Regions from separate parts of the Mus musculus genome. Here region 2 is linked to region 1. Evidence: chromatin contacts called from ENCODE Hi-C or POLR2A ChIA-PET data. All regions are on one chromosome and are shown on one strand. The core of a region is the stretch at or near the end of the contact, and the rest is flanking DNA. Distances in the headings are between cores, read along the strand shown.

Evidence for each region. Hi-C counts contacts between places; a loop is a spot of excess contacts on that map. ChIA-PET counts read pairs that join two places held with the same protein, here RNA polymerase II (POLR2A).
Region 2: a map of gastrocnemius shows a loop between it and region 1 (4-fold over the local background). The contact joins the promoter of Pecr here to the promoter of D230017M19Rik in region 1. A Hi-C loop is called at or near these places in 3 of 37 maps with a recorded cell type or tissue (gastrocnemius and heart). POLR2A ChIA-PET finds 5 or more read pairs at or near these places in 5 of 5 experiments (Patski and embryonic stem cell).

Annotation. Positions count from the first base shown.
Region 1 is chr1:72,241,283-72,248,833 of GRCm38, forward strand. It overlaps D230017M19Rik (RIKEN cDNA D230017M19 gene), which reads left to right and starts at 2,711. Exons shown (of 4, transcript NR_155355.1): 1 at 2,711-2,881. It overlaps Gm24497 (a small nuclear RNA gene), which reads left to right and starts at 2,931; the gene lies at 2,931-3,121.
Region 2 is chr1:72,279,781-72,287,331 of GRCm38, forward strand. It overlaps Pecr (peroxisomal trans-2-enoyl-CoA reductase), which reads right to left and starts at 4,541. Exons shown (of 8, transcript NM_023523.6): 1 at 4,313-4,541. The coding sequence starts at 4,436. Tmem169 (transmembrane protein 169) reads left to right here and starts at 4,593. Exons shown (of 3, transcript NM_175564.4): 1 at 4,593-4,686. It overlaps Gm51631 (a long non-coding RNA gene), which reads right to left. Exons shown (of 3, transcript XR_003947863.1): 2 at 7,031-7,183; 3 at 4,718-4,968.

The sequences.
Region 1 (7,551 bases), core at 1,461-3,960:
TACACTGGCCATAGCATTATGCACCTCTATTTTTCTAAATCAGCAAAGCTAGTTCTGCTAACAATGAAATCTGTTTTGCCACTTTCAGGGCTTCTGTGACCTTTTACATCCTGTCAGGATCTTTCACACACTCTGGGGATACAGGCAGAGCCTGTAACAGCAGGTACCAAAGAATCACCAGGTTGGAAACTATATCCTTCTCCAGCATTCCAGGAGCAGAGGTGAAATCTTCTTTGTGTTTAAAGTTTCCTGGCATTTCCAGTGTTTATCTGTGTGCACGAGTATTTTTTTTTTTTTGTCCTCCACACACATATGAACCTTAAATGTCTATATGTGCCTTGAAAAATTCATGCTCTGATTAGTGTAGTGTGTCCTTTGTCCTTACCTCAGCCCTGTCTTTTCCATGTTTTAAACCTCTACAACATCTTTGTAAACCCTTTGTTTTGTTGTTGTTTTTTTGTTTGTTTGTTTTTGCTTTTGTTTTTTTGGTTTTTCGAGACAGGTTTTCTTTGTATATCCCTGGCTGTCCTGGAACTCACTTTATAGACCAGGGTGGCCTCGAACTCAGAAATCCACCTGCCTCTGCCTCCCGAGTGCTGGGATTAAAGGCATGCACCACATGCCTGGCCCAATATAAACCCATTGTTAACTACAGAGGTGTATCCAGTATTCCCATTTTATTGTATTTTTAAAGATTTATTTATTTATTTTATGTATATGAGTACATTGTAGCTGTACAGATGGTTGTGAGCCTGCATGTGGAGGTTGGGAATTAAATTTTAGGACCTCTGCTTGCTCCTGTCAACCGTGCTTGCTCCGGTCCACCCACTTGCTCAGTCCCTGCTCACTCTGGCCCAAAGTTTTATTTATTATTATAAATGAGTACACTGGCCAGTACTGGCAAGAATAATGATCACATGTATCTGGTCTCAAATCGTTTCCCACCTCTGCAAGGTTAGCCCTACAATAGTAAGTATCCCGTGCCCTCCAAGGTCTCATTGAGGTATCTGACAAAAATTAAGCAAAAATTAATGGCACAGCCAGGCGTGGTGGTGCACTCCTTTAATCCCAGCAGAGGATTAAAAAAAATTAATGGCATACAATCTTAGTGACTGTTCTGTTGCTGCATCATGACCATGGCAACTCTTTTTTGTTGTTGTTTTGTTTTGTTTTTTTGATTTTCGAGACAGGGTTTCTCTGTGTAGCTCTGGCTGTCCTGGAACCCACTCTGTAGACCAAGCTGGCCTTGAACTCAGAAATCCACCTGCCTCCCAAGTGCTGGGATTAAAGGCGTGTGCCACCACCGCCCCGCAACTCTTGTAAGAAAAGTCATTTCATTGGGGCGGGTTTACAGTTTCAGAGATGTGGCCCAATCTCATCATGGTGTGGTGGGAAGCATGCTGGTAGGCTCTGGAACAGTAGCTGAGAGCGAATTCCTGGAGCACGGGCAGAAAAAGATTCTGGACTTGGCATGGGCTTTTGAAACCTCAAAGACCACACCCAGTGACACACTTCCACCAACAAGGCCACACCTTCTAACCCTTGTAATCCTTTCAAACATTCCACTGCCTGGTGACTGAGCATTCAAATATATGAGTCTGTGGGGGCCATTCTTATTCAAACCATCACTGGTACCTTTACCTAAAGGATTTAAATGCTAATGACAATCCATTAAGTAGTTGATGGTTACAAAGTGATTTAAAGTTACAAATATAAGAAAACACAACAAAATCTCTGTAATAGGATGTATCAGGATGGTGTTTGTGTTTGGCATAAGAGGTCCCAAAGCCTTGGGGGCAACTCTAAGCCCAAATCCTACAATATTGAGTACTTACACATAAACACATTTAGAAGTTTGGTCTTTTAGTATTTTGCCCTTTATATTTGGCAGATTGTCTTTTACTTGAGGCTGGGTCTCATATAGTTTAGGCTTTGCCTGATCTGGTCCTCCATTCTGCAATTTCCAGTGGCAGTGGTTGGAAAGCATCCTACCCAGCTTTATTCCCTATAACACTCAAAGAGGCACAGAACCAGCCCAGAGCCTACAGCTCTTCGGGGTAAATTCCTCTCAGGATTATGTCTGTCCTTAAACTGAAAATGATCTAAGGTTCTGGGTACCAAGGAGCTAATAAGAGTAGTGACTGTCCACTCTTCACTCCCACGTGCCAAACATCATCGATCCCTGCATTATTATTGCATTTGATGTTAACCATCGGTATTTTTTAGCCTGAAAACTGTAGAAAAGTTCAAAGACATCACACAATTTATTAAGGATTTCAATATATGACATTTTTTTTTTTTGGTCAAGATTTACTACAGTTTTTACCTAAGTAGGTTTGCCTTGACAACATTGTGAAAACACCTAACAGAAAATCACTAGCCTGCTAGACTCCCTGTGGAGCCAGCCTCTCAACAAGGGAAGATTGTCTTAAGACAACGCGAACTAGGAGCAGTAGGTCCACCCTTCAGCCACCGTCCTGCCTCAGAGTTTATCCAGTGCATCTGGCCGTGGACATGCCCCCTTCAGGTCTTTCTATTTCCGGTGGATTCCAAACCGCAATAGTCTGTGAGTCGGCCTGTGAATCGCGGAGGCCGCGGGGAAGAGCTGATTTGCACGTCCTGCCTCCACGCGAGGGGCGTGGCGACGTGCACAGGCCTAATTTGGGCTTGTGTTGTCACGCCCTTCGCGAGGGGGCGGGGCATGCAAATCATACTCGGCGTGCGCGCTCGGGAACGCCGGGAGAGCCCGGGTCGTGGACGTTGAATCTGAAGCCGTGGGTGCTGGAGTGGGAGTGAGGTGTGGAGGGCGCAGACGCGGATCGGAGGAGGAAGGAACCGCGGGGGAGGCAGGAAGTGAGGGTTGCGAGCGGTCACCACAAAGGTAATGTGTCTCACGGACGCAGAGCATGGCTGCGTGGTCTGTATTTGGTATCGCTTCTCGGCCTTTTGGCTAAGATCAAGTGTAGTATCTGTTCTTATCAGTTTAATATCTGATACGTCCTCTATCCGAGGACAATATATTAAATGGATTTTTGGAACTAGGAGTTGGAATAGGAGCTTGCTCCGTCCACTCCACGCATCGACCTGGTATTGCAGTACCTCCAGGAACGGTGCAACCCCTCTGGGGAACAATGTTGGTTAAATGTAAGACATTTAGGACTATTATAGCTCGTAAATACAGGCTGCAGTTACTTTTTCTGTCTTCTTTTCTACTTTGTAGTTACCCGGGTCTCGTTAACCCCTCTTTGATAGACCAGGCTGGCCTCTAACTCGGAAGTCCGCCTGCTTGCCGCCAGTTGATCTTTTTCTATTGCTTTACTTTTCTTATTATTATTCAGGTTTCATATTTCCACTACCAGGCTTTTCAGGCAGAGCAGCTCGCTTCTTTACTTTTTTACACAGTCTTTCCATCCACTGGTCAATAACTGTGATTAGGTGGGAAAGACTCTAAGGTTTTTATCTCTTTTTTTCCCCTCTGGGGAATAATGCTGGTTTAATAAGAGACCTAGAAATTAGGCCAACGTGGATTTCTTACCAACCTGTTAGTTTTACTGCACATCACTCTACATTGCTGCATAATATTCTACATAATGTCTAGCTTTTGATCTGGAAAGAGCTGTGAGGCTGTAAGGTTACTAAGATGGACAAGTTATTTTCAGCTTACTGTCACAAAACACTTGCTAGTTATGTAAGTCTGGTGGCATTAAAAACTCTTAGGCTTGCATAATTTTTCTGAAAGCTAAAATTTTGTTGACTGTTTATGCCTATGCTGATTTTCACAGCAAAGACCCGCTCTAGGTATGTTATTTTTGTACAGTAACCTATAAATAATGATTCACTGACAGAAGTTGTGTCAGAGTCCTAGATTCTTCTGAAATAAATTATTTTTAAAAGGATTTATTTATTTATTGTACATATATGAGTACTGTACCTGCCTTCAGACACACCAGAAGAGGGCATCAGATCCCATTACAGATGGTTGTGAGTCACCATGTGGTTGCTGGGAATTGAACTCAGGACCCCCGCAAGAGCAGTCAGTCCTTTTTTTTTTTTTTTTAAGATTTATTTATTTATGATATGTAAGTACACTGTACTTCAGACACTCCAGAAGAGGGAGTCAGATCTCGTTATGGATGGTTGTGAGCCACCATGTGGTTGCTGGGATTTGAACTCTGGACCTTCAGAAGAGCAGTCGGGTGCTTTTACCCACTGAGCCATCTCACCAGCCCCTGAAATAAATTCTAGTGACTGTCCTGAGAAGAATGGGTAGAGTGCTGCCATTTTGTCCAAACTCAGGCGATTGTTTAAGCCTGAAGAATTAAGCAAAGTAATTTGGAGCTGTTCCCATTACAATGTGTTATCAAAAAGTGAAAAATGCCAACAACAACATCAAATTAACTACAGCTGGTACCCGGCAATGGCCTGCACATACGACCCCCACCCCCACCCCATTGCATGCATAATTTTAAAATAAGATGAAAATAAATGTTTAGGAGCTTGAGAAATAGCTCAGAGGTTAAGTTAGGGCACTGTCTGGGAGCCAATACCTTGACTTCCATGGGTACCAGGCGCACAGACATATATGCAAGCAACACACTCATACACATAAAGTCAAATATATTTTATTCTCTCATATATTTTATCTGGACTGCAGATGTCCTCTCCCTAGTGTCCCAACCCGTGTCCTCCCTAGATCCACCCTCTCCCACCTCCACTCAAAAAAGAGCAGGTCTCCCAAGGACATCAACCAAACACAGCATAAACAACCTACATTACGACCAGGAACATATCATTACTCAAGGCTGGATGAGGCAATCTTGTAGGAAAAAGCATCCCACAAGTAGGTAAGTGTCAGGGACAGCCCCCACTCTCACTGTTATGATTCCTCCACGAAACACCAGGCTACACGACCATAGCATACACAGCAAGACCTAGGTCAGACTCTTACAGGCTCCCTGGTCTCTTCAAGCCCCCACGAGTGTCAGTCAGTTGATTCTGTGAGCTCTGTTCTCATGGTGTCCCTTCTGCTAGGCTCCAGTCCCAGAACATTCTACAGACATAATAAACTTTGGGTTGAAAGTTTTGTGGCTAGGTTGGTGTCCCAATCCATCCACTTGAGGCCTTGCCTGATTACAGAAGATGGCTGGTTCAGGCCCTGAGAGTCACCATTACTAGGAGTCCTTGCTAGGGCTATTCTTGCAGGTTCCATGGAGTTTCCATTGCACTAGATTTCCACCTCTCCCCTTGAAATGTCCTCTAAATCCTCTCCTTTCTCCCAGTATTTTCTCCCCATTACCTGATCCCTCCTGTGCCACCCCCACTGTCTTAGTTAGGGTTTTACTGCTGTGAACAGACACCATGACCAAGGCAAGTCTTATAAAAACAACATTTAATTGGGGCTGGCTTACAGGTTCAGAGGTTAAGTCCATTATCATCAAGGTGGGAGCATGGCATGGCGCAGGCATTCATTCAGGCATGGCGCAGGCAGAGCTGAGAGTTTTACATCTTCATCCAAAGGCTGCTAGTGGAAGACTGACTTCCAGGCAACTAGGGTGAGGATCTTAAGCCCATGCCCACAGTGACACACCTATTCCAACAAGGCCATACCTTCAAGTGGTGCCGCTCCCTGGCCCAAGAATATACAAACCATCACACCCACCCACAAAATTTATTCTATTTTTCCTTCCCAGGGAGAACCTTGCATCTCTGCCTTCAGCCCTCCTCCTTACTTAGCTGTTCTGGGTCACTGGACCACAGTAGGACTGTCTTTTACTTTACAGTTAATATCCACTTATAAGAGAGTACATATCATGTTTGTGGTTCTGGGTCTGGGTTACCTCCTTCAAGATTTTTTTTTCTAGTTCCATTTGCCTGCAAATTTCACAATTTTATTGGGTTATTTGTTTGTTTGTTTTTTTTTTGTTGTTTTTTTTGTTTTGTTTTGTTTTGTTTTTTTTTGTTTTTTGTTTTTTCGAGACAGGGTTTCTCTGTGTAGCCCTGGCTGTCCTGGAACTCACTCTGTAGACCAGGCTGGCCTCGAACTCAGAAATCCGACTGCCTCTGCCTCCCGAGTGCTGGGATTAAAGGCGTGCGCCACCACGCCCGGCCTGTTTGTTTTGTTTTGTTTTGGTCTTTTGGTTTTTTTTTTTTTTTTCAAGACAGGGTTTCTCTGTGTAGCCCTGGCTGAATATTATTGTTTTTTTTTAAAGATTTATTTATTTATTATATGTAAGTACACTGTAGCTGTCTTCAGACACACCAGAAGAGAGTGTCAGATCTTGTTACAGATGGTTGTGAGCCACCATGTGGTTGCTGGGACTTGAACACTGGACCTTTGGAAGAGCAGTCGGGTACTCTTACCCACTGAGCCATCTCACCAGCCCAATATTATCGTTTTTAACAGCTGAATAATATTCCATTCTGTGAATGCACGGTGACATTTTCTTTATCCATTCTTCGGTTGATGGATATTTAGGTTGTTTCCAGTTTCTGGGTATTATGAGTAAAGCTGTGTAGTCTCCCTCTCCCCCAAAGATACCAAGAGCCACAGGTGTGGGTCGTGACAGCACCCACGGGAGGAATCAGGTCAATGTCCACCCAAGCCCACTCATCTATGGATGAGAAAATCATTTGATCACCTCAGTTAAGCGTGGCCTTATTAAACTTAATTAATAGGGGGAGAGAGGTTGGAGACCATACTGTCTGAAGGGCAAGCCCTTCACAGCCTCCCACCCCAAAATAAGCCAATTGGCCTTGTACTACAGAGCCGGTCATACCCCTCCTCCCTGTTTCCCGCCTGTCATCCAAAAATGCGGAGGAATATCAATTCAGTGTTATTCTTAATAAAGTGCATTTCAAATTTGTTCAGTCAAACTTCGCCAGGGTTCCAACGCCCTACTTAAAATTCAACTAGGAATTTACTTATTTAGTACTAATTAGCATTATAAAGTCAGAGCCTACTGCTCAGGGCTTTTCTGTTAGTTGTTTACTAGGACAGAAAGGACAGTCTTTTCCAGACACGGTTTACCATAAGAAAAGTTAGGGAATCCCAAGGAGACAGGTTTTTTCTTTAGACCTAAAAATTCAGGCAGAACTATTGAGCATAGATAAATTTTTTGCCTCAGGCCAGCCTTTTTTTTTTTTTTTTTTTTTTTTATTAACAACAGGGAGGAGATGTAGTCTCCCCTCCCCTAGTCTGAAACCTGCTTGCTCAGGGGTGGAGCTTCCCACTCAATCGTTCTGCCACGCCCACTGCTGGAGCCTGTCACTTTCCTGTTCTGAAGCCATCACATGGTCACCCTGCTATTGGACCCCCGAGATTAATTGGCAGGAATCGGGCCCCTTTCCCCTGCTTCATAACTGCGTTCGGAACAGTAAAATTGAGCTTTGATCAGAATGCCTGTCTTAGCTGCATCATTTTCTCTCGTCGCCTAGCCCTTCTCTTCCAGGTTTCCAAAATGCCTTTCCAGGCTAGAACCCAGGCTGTGATCTGCTGGCCGGACACAACAAAGCTGCTATGAACAGGTTTGAGCAAGTGTCCTTTGATTGAAT
Region 2 (7,551 bases), core at 3,291-5,790, 40 kb after region 1:
CTTCTTTCTATTCACACTGACTTTAAAAAAAAAAAGGATCATTTGAAGGACAAGAATTAACAATGTGTAGTGGGATTTAAAGTATATGTAGAGGGCTGGAGAGATGACTCAGCGGTTAGGAACACGGAGTCATCTTAACCGAGTTCTTAACCAGAGGTTTTGAGTTCAATTCCCAGTAACTACATGGTGGCTCACAACCACCTGTAATGGGATCTGTGCCCTCTTCTTGTGTTTCTGAAGACAGCTACAGGGTACTCATATATATATATATGTATGTATGTATATATATATATATATGTATGTATGTGTATATCAGTCAGTCAGTCAGTCAGTGGTAGCATACACCTTTAATCTCAGTACTCTGGGAGGCAGAGGCGGGCAGATTTCTGAGTTTGAGGCCAGCATGGTCTACAGAGTGAGTTCCGGTATAGCCATCGATATACAGAGAAACTCTATGTGCGGAGCGGGTAGGTCTTTTAGTAACTGATTCTTGGCCATCTGCTGTTCAGCTCAAACACAGACATACAGATCATAGCGTGTCATTTCCTCAACTCCCCATGCTAAACTGTGTGACATGTTGCAAAAGTGATTGATCAAACAAGATTGGCCAATTCGATAGAAGCAAAAAAAGGAATTAAAAACTGCTAACAACGGAAGCCCGGGGGGTTAGAGAGGGATGAGCTGATGCAGGCATGCTAACACACTGGAGAGAGTTACAGGCAGGCGTAGCCAGAAGGCACTGCTAAGTGCAGACTTCTCAATATAAACAGGGAAAATGGTTGAGCTGAAGGTCGGAGAGGTTTAAGAATCACAACAAGCTTCACATTACAGAAATTCTTGGGGCCATTTCTTCTTTTCCCTTTGAGACAAGGTCTCACTATGTAGCTTTGGCTAGTCTGAAAAATCACAGAGATCCACCTGCCTCTGCCTCCCGAGTCCTGGGATTAAATGAGCGAGCCACTACATCTGGTTTTATTTTACATTTAACTGACAAATAATTGTACATTCACTGAGTATATTTTCGATGTTTTTGGTATTTTTATATACCATGTAATGATTAAATCAGACTAATGAACACATCTCCTTTCATACTTAGCCATTCCTCTGCGATAGGTAGATGATAGGTAAAGTATCCTTAAAGCAGGCCTGGTGTTCTAGCTTATAATCTGAGCTACTCAGGTGGCTGAGGCAGGAGAATCACCAATTCCAGGGCTGCCTGGGCTACAGAGTGAGAAGGCCAGACTTCAAATAAAAAGGTTTTGTTATTGTTGCTTTGTTTTTAAAGAGAGGTCTGGGGACGTATCCAGGTGGTAAAGAACTTTGCTGATCATGCACAAAGCTCTGGGTTCAATTCTCAGTACAGATAATTTAATTGTCAGTTAAATGTAAAGTAAAGACCAGATGTAGTGACTCTTGAATCTAATCCCACTACTCAGGAGGCAGAGGCAGGTGAATCTCTGTGACTTTCAGACTAGCCAAAGCTATAAAGGAAAAGAAGAAACCAACCAAACAAAAAAAGTCTTCTAGCAATTTTGAAACATTAACTATATTACTTCCTTTTATTACATTTGTTCAATGTGTGTGTGTGTGTGTGTGTGTGTGTGTGTGTGTGTGTGTCACAGCACCCATGTGGAGGTCAGAGCTTCCAGGAATCTGCCCTCTCCACCATGTAGGTCCTAGGAATTCTCGGCAGCAGGTGCCTCCGTACAACACAGTCTTAGTAACTGTGCATTTAATAAGCACTATGGGCAACAGCCAGCCAGACGTTATCCTTCCTAATTGAAACTTTGCACCCTTTCAACTCCTGCTTTTATTTACTCGGGGGAACTCCTAGAACGTATTCTGGGCACATTCACCCCATCCCCAACTCCCTCCAGATGACACTGGCACTTCTGACCAACCCCTTCCTACCAACACTAGCCTGGTGTGGTTATAGCACAGCCTTCCTCCACCCCAGTACATGTCTGTAACTAGAAATGAAAGACTTTTCAACAACAACAACAACAACAACAACACTAACAACAACAACAAAGGTAAGGAGACATTTGTAATTCCCCCCCCCCCCCAAAGATGACCAGTTTGTTTTGCATAGCATTAGCTCACGGTCGCTGCTAGGTCTCCTTTATGCTGTGCTGTGCTGTGCCAGGGACACCTGTAACAGTTGTTAAGACGTTCTGATAGCCTATATATCTGAGGAAGGCAGACCAGCTAACACTTTACTAAAGAATTTATCTGTGTGTGTGGGGGGGGGGGGGGCCTGGTGCTTGTGCAGAGGTTGGGTAACTCGTGGAACTCAGTCCCCTCCTTCCCCCATTCCTGTTCTGAGGATTGAACTTAGGCCATCAGGCTTGGCCGCAGGCACCTTCATCCACTAAGCCTTCCTGCCAGCTCTCGGCTAATGCTTTATAATAGTCTACTGTCCAATTTGGGTTGACATAACAACAGAAAACAGCCATTAATTCTGGCGTTAGCAAAAAAACAACAACAAAGACTGAAAAAGCCATAGGAGAGAGTATTTCACATACTTGGTGCTGGAGAGATAGCCCGGAGCTTAAGAGAGCTTGTGCTTCTCTTGCAGAGGGCATGAGCTTGGCTCTCACCACGCACACTGGGTGGCTCACACTCCAGTTCCAGGGGATCTGCCACTTCCAGCCTTCATGGGCACCTGTACTCCCACTCACAGGCCCTCCTCTGCCTCCCAATACACATATATAATTAAAAATACAACAAAACTTTAAAAGAACTTTTTTTCCCATATTCTCTCATGGAAGGCAATCCAATGATAAATACAGCAGTACAATGTTCACTTCTCTTTTAGGTGTAGGAAGTATTTCCCTAGGGACATACCCCAGGACTCTCACAGCATCTCCAGGGCTGAGTGGCCTTATATTTACAGTCATGCCACAATACTCTGTTGGCCGACCCCAGAACTGGTGTAGTGTTTGCCCAATGCAAACTTACTCAAAAAGAGGTTCAACAACTAGCAATCCACAGAAGAGGAACCAAGGTTCTGCAAATTTGCTGACAGAGGCCAAGATCCTGACCTTTGTACTAAACAGGTACTGGTTGATTTTTTTTTTTTTTTAATAATTCCTCCTCCCAGGGGAAGTTTCCTGGTGGAAGACAGGCTGGAAGTAATGGTAAAGTGCAAACTGCAATACTGTCTTGTTTTTTTTTTTTGCAGTGTACTGCTGATAAGATAAAGTCAATCATTTCTCCATGTATTTATTTCTTGTGTTAGTTCAGCATGGAATGTCAAGGCCAAATCATTTCTCATTTGTTCCACTTGATGTCAGATTTTTAAAAATCTACTTGTCAGGGCTGGAGAGACGGCTCAGCAGATAAGAGATCTGTCTGCTCTTCCAGAGGTCCTGAGTTCAATTTCCAGCAACCATATGGTAGCTCACAACCATCTGTAATGGGATCTGATACTGTCTTCTGGTGTGTCTGAAGACAGCTACAGTGTACTCATATACATAAAATAAAATTTTAAAAATCTTTAAAAAAAATCTACTTGTCAAAGCTCTTTGCACAATACAAGCGTCGTGTTGGAAATACTTTTCAAATATGCCTTTATAAACTTTGCACTCTTCCTTCTTACCCACATCTTCGAGGCAGGGTTTCTTTGTGAAACCTCGACTGACTTGGACCTCGATCTGTAGACCAGGCTAGCCTGAAACTCACAGAGATCCACCTGTCTCTGCCTCTTGAGTGCTGGAATTAAAGTCATATGTCACCACCACCTGGGAACAGTTTGCTTTGGGTTAAGAGTAAACCCAAAACCCGGACATGGTGGCGCACGCCTTTAATCCCAGCACTCGGGAGGCAGAGGCAGGCGGATTTCTGAGTTCGAGGCCAGCTGGTCTACAAAGTGAATTCCAGGACAGCCTGGGCTAATAAAAAGAAACCCTGTCTAGAAAAAAACAAAAAAAACAAAACAAAATAACAAAAAAAAGTAAACCCAAAGAAGATGCACATTCTCACATATTTAAATATTAAATGTAACTATTTTCTTCTTGATGGCTTCCTTGTGCGTGTGTTTACGTGATCATTCTAAGTTTAATAACTTTTCCTTTTTCTTGCTTTTAGCACAGGGGACGTGAGAAGAAAATCTGATCAGGGCCTCTCAACATTTCTCGGCTATTCGGAATAAAACCTCTGTTATTTCGTTTTCCCTCATTGCTCAGCTCTGCAGACCGGAGCTTTGCAACCTCTTCCCGGTCCGCCAGCACTCCCCTCTGTCTCTGAACCCAGTTTACCCGAGCTGGACCTCTGCGGACACTAGCCCAGCCCCAGAGGCCTGCTCACGTACCCAGGTGCAGGAGCTCCCGGGAGACGGCTTTTCCAATGCCTGTGCCCCCGCCGGTGACCACGGCCACTTGGTTCTTCAGCAACCCGGCCGCTAGGTAGCTCTGACCAGTCTTCCAAGAGCCCATGGCCACAAAGTGTCTGTCTCTGAGTTCTTGCTAAAGCTAGACCACGTGTTCCTCAGAAGTAGCTCTATTAGTAGCAGTCCTTGGCCACGTAACCAAACAGACCCCGCCCCTAAGTCCGCGTGGTCCCGCCTCAGGCCCCGCCCAGGCCCCGCCTTCGCGGCGCGCTAGGCCTCCTCCCAGAGCTGGACCGCTCCTGGCGGCCGCCCGCAGCCGTCTGCATCCTCAGCTTCCCTCCTGGGTCCCAGTGAAGGTGTGGGTGAGACTCCTCGTTCGATTTTTTTCATATTTATTTTTAAATGTCGGTGACATTGGGGGGAAACGACAGAGGAATGAAAAGAGAGTGAGAAAGAACGAAATGGGAAGGATATTTTCTGTTCTGAAAATCCAATCCTTGGGGCCATAGCTCCCACCGTTAATTAAAATTACATCTCCAGAGCATCTGTGTAGAGAAAGGCTGCAGGTCTGGGCCCTCGCAGTACCGATCTGCAACAGACATCTGGCTGTCTGGGCTTCAGCAGCTGTGTGCAGAGGGCTAGGAAGTGGGGAAAGGCTTAGGTTAGCTGAAGGGAAGCCATCCAGGTCCCAGATCCCTTCTTCTTCAGGGAGGGAGTCGAAAGGGAGGAGGGGGTGGGGCAGGAGAGGGCACACAGTTGCAGTTATCCACAGAGCCTAAATAATGAATGATTAAACAAAATGATTTTAGGCCACCCTCACCTCATTCTCAGTGCCCCACCCAGAAATGAAAAAAAAAAGCACCCTTCCATAGATTTGAGACCTGGTCCGTTTCATCTGGGTTATATAGCAGCAGATAAAGATGAATCGTTGCATGGTTCTTGTAAGATTCATTTCTAGGTTTATGGTTTTGGAACCTGCCTTTTAGCTCCTACCTTCAGCAAGGAACTTATCAGCTCCCAGTTGGTTCCAAGGAACAATTTATTGTTCACATTCTGTTTGTTTTGAATTAATTATTATTATTAATTTTTTTTTGAGACAAGGTCTCTCTCTCTATAGCCCTGGCTGTCCTGGAACTCACTATGTAGATCAGGTTGGCCTGGAACTTAAGAGATTCCCCCTGCCTCTGCCTACTGAATGCTGGGATTAAAGGCATGGGATACCATGCCCTGCCCTTCTGTTTGTTCATTTAAAAATTAACATTACATATGTGTGTGTGTGTGTGTGTGTGTGTGTGTGTGTGTGTGTGAGAAGACGAATTGCAGGAGTCAGTTCTCTTCTTGTACCGTATGGGTGCCACCAGGGATTGAACCCCATCATCAAGCGCAGCAGCAGCAGCCTTGCCCTCTTAGCTCTTTTCTGTTTATCTCTTTCCTTATGTCGGACTATGCTAGGTCATTGGTCTTAATCCAGGACAACAGTCTTTCTAACTTTGCCGGGGGTGCTCTGTTTTCCCTTTTCCAGTCAACAAATGCCATTTGTGTCTGTTTGGGGAGGTGGCGGTTGGAGCCACTACTTAAAAAATTCACAGAGAGAAGTGAAGTTAGACACTGGGTCTCTCGCACCAGCCAGACTGCAGTTCTGAGAGCACCTCTAGGCCCTCCACCTCCCTGGCCTTCTCTGACCTCTTTTTAGAAGCACTTCCCTCTCCAGCTTAGCTGCTGATGGATTCCAACCAGCACGCAGAAAGGAAGAGCTAAAGCTCTCTGGCTGTTTTTGTCTGGGAAGTCCATCAAGAGCTCTGGTAGCCGTCTGTTTATGTCAGTTATGTGATCATGAACACATTAAAAAATGGCACCACTGTAACCTCTTTTTAAAAATAATTCTTTTGTGTGTGTGTGTGTGTGTGTGTGTGTGTGTGTGGTGTATTTGTGTGTGTATGTGTGTTCCTGTTGAAGCCAGAGGAGATTGCTGGATATCCTTCTTTAGCATTGTCAGCCCTATAATCCCTTGAGACAGGGTCTCTCACTGAACCAGGAGCTTGCCCCCTTTAACTGGTGGGAGTCACAGACATCCTCCTGTCTGGCTTAGCCAGGGTTCTGGGGATTTGACTGGGGTCTTAATCCTTGCACAGAAATTAGTACCCTTTCCTGCTGGACCATCTCCACAGTCCCCTAAAAATACATTTAAATAGAGATGTTGAAGAATTGTTTCAGAAAAATACAGTTCCCAGCTATGTGATTCCCAAGGGCAAAGTGATCTATGTTGTTTGTTCTTCTGCCATGCTGAAGATCCAACCACGGAGCTTGCACTCGAGTTCCTCCACAGAGCCGAGCTAAACCTCCATCTCTCTCAAATGTGCAGAGAGAGAGAGAGAGAGAGAGAGAGAGAGAGAGAGAGAGAGAGAGAGAGAGAGAGAGAGAGGTCACTGAACAGACTGAGGCAGGTACTCTTAATGAGAACTGACTGGGGATGGGAGGCAGTTAAGTCCAATGGGCATGACAAGGTGCCATCTCTCAGCTGCAGGGATTTTGCAGCTGAGCAGTCAGTTCTTTCCCTCAATTCTGTTAAAACCTGTGGTTCAGGGGTGTGGGATCTCTCCAAGGGCTCCTTGGTTTAAAATAAAGAGATATGTTCTCTTTGTCTCGGCCTCCCGCCGCCCGGGTTTTAAGATCCTCCTAGCCCCTGAAAAATCACCACACCTGGCAATTTCACCTGGAAGTCCTTTATTTTCAGATTTGAGTCCTGGCCCCTGGTCCATGCCTCACCCTAGACCACCACCATGCTGCTTTGGTGACTTCTTGGGCCAAATCCAGCGCTAATCTCTATATTCTGCTGCAGCTGCTTCCTTTGTCCTGGCGAAGAGAGCTTGCTGTCACAGTGATCCATCCACACCCCCTGTGCTGTCACAGGCCATTAGCAGTGGCTTCCTTTCTCTTCTGAGATGCTCTTGCTGTTCACCCAGCTCCCTGACCCTCCCCCTCCCCCTCCCCATTTTCCTCGTTAGCTCCCCCCCAACCCCCTTGCAAAACAGCTGCTGGCTCCGATTGACAGTCAACACACAGACTCACAGAATCTGTGTAGCAGGAATACCAGTAAGGCATCTAACTCTGCTCGTGCCTCCAAGCAAGAGCCCTCACTTATGAGGCAGCTCACTTATGAGTGTTCAGTCAGTATGGCACTCCCTGAGTTCTTGTGTACCAGACATGGGGAAGACAGCTCA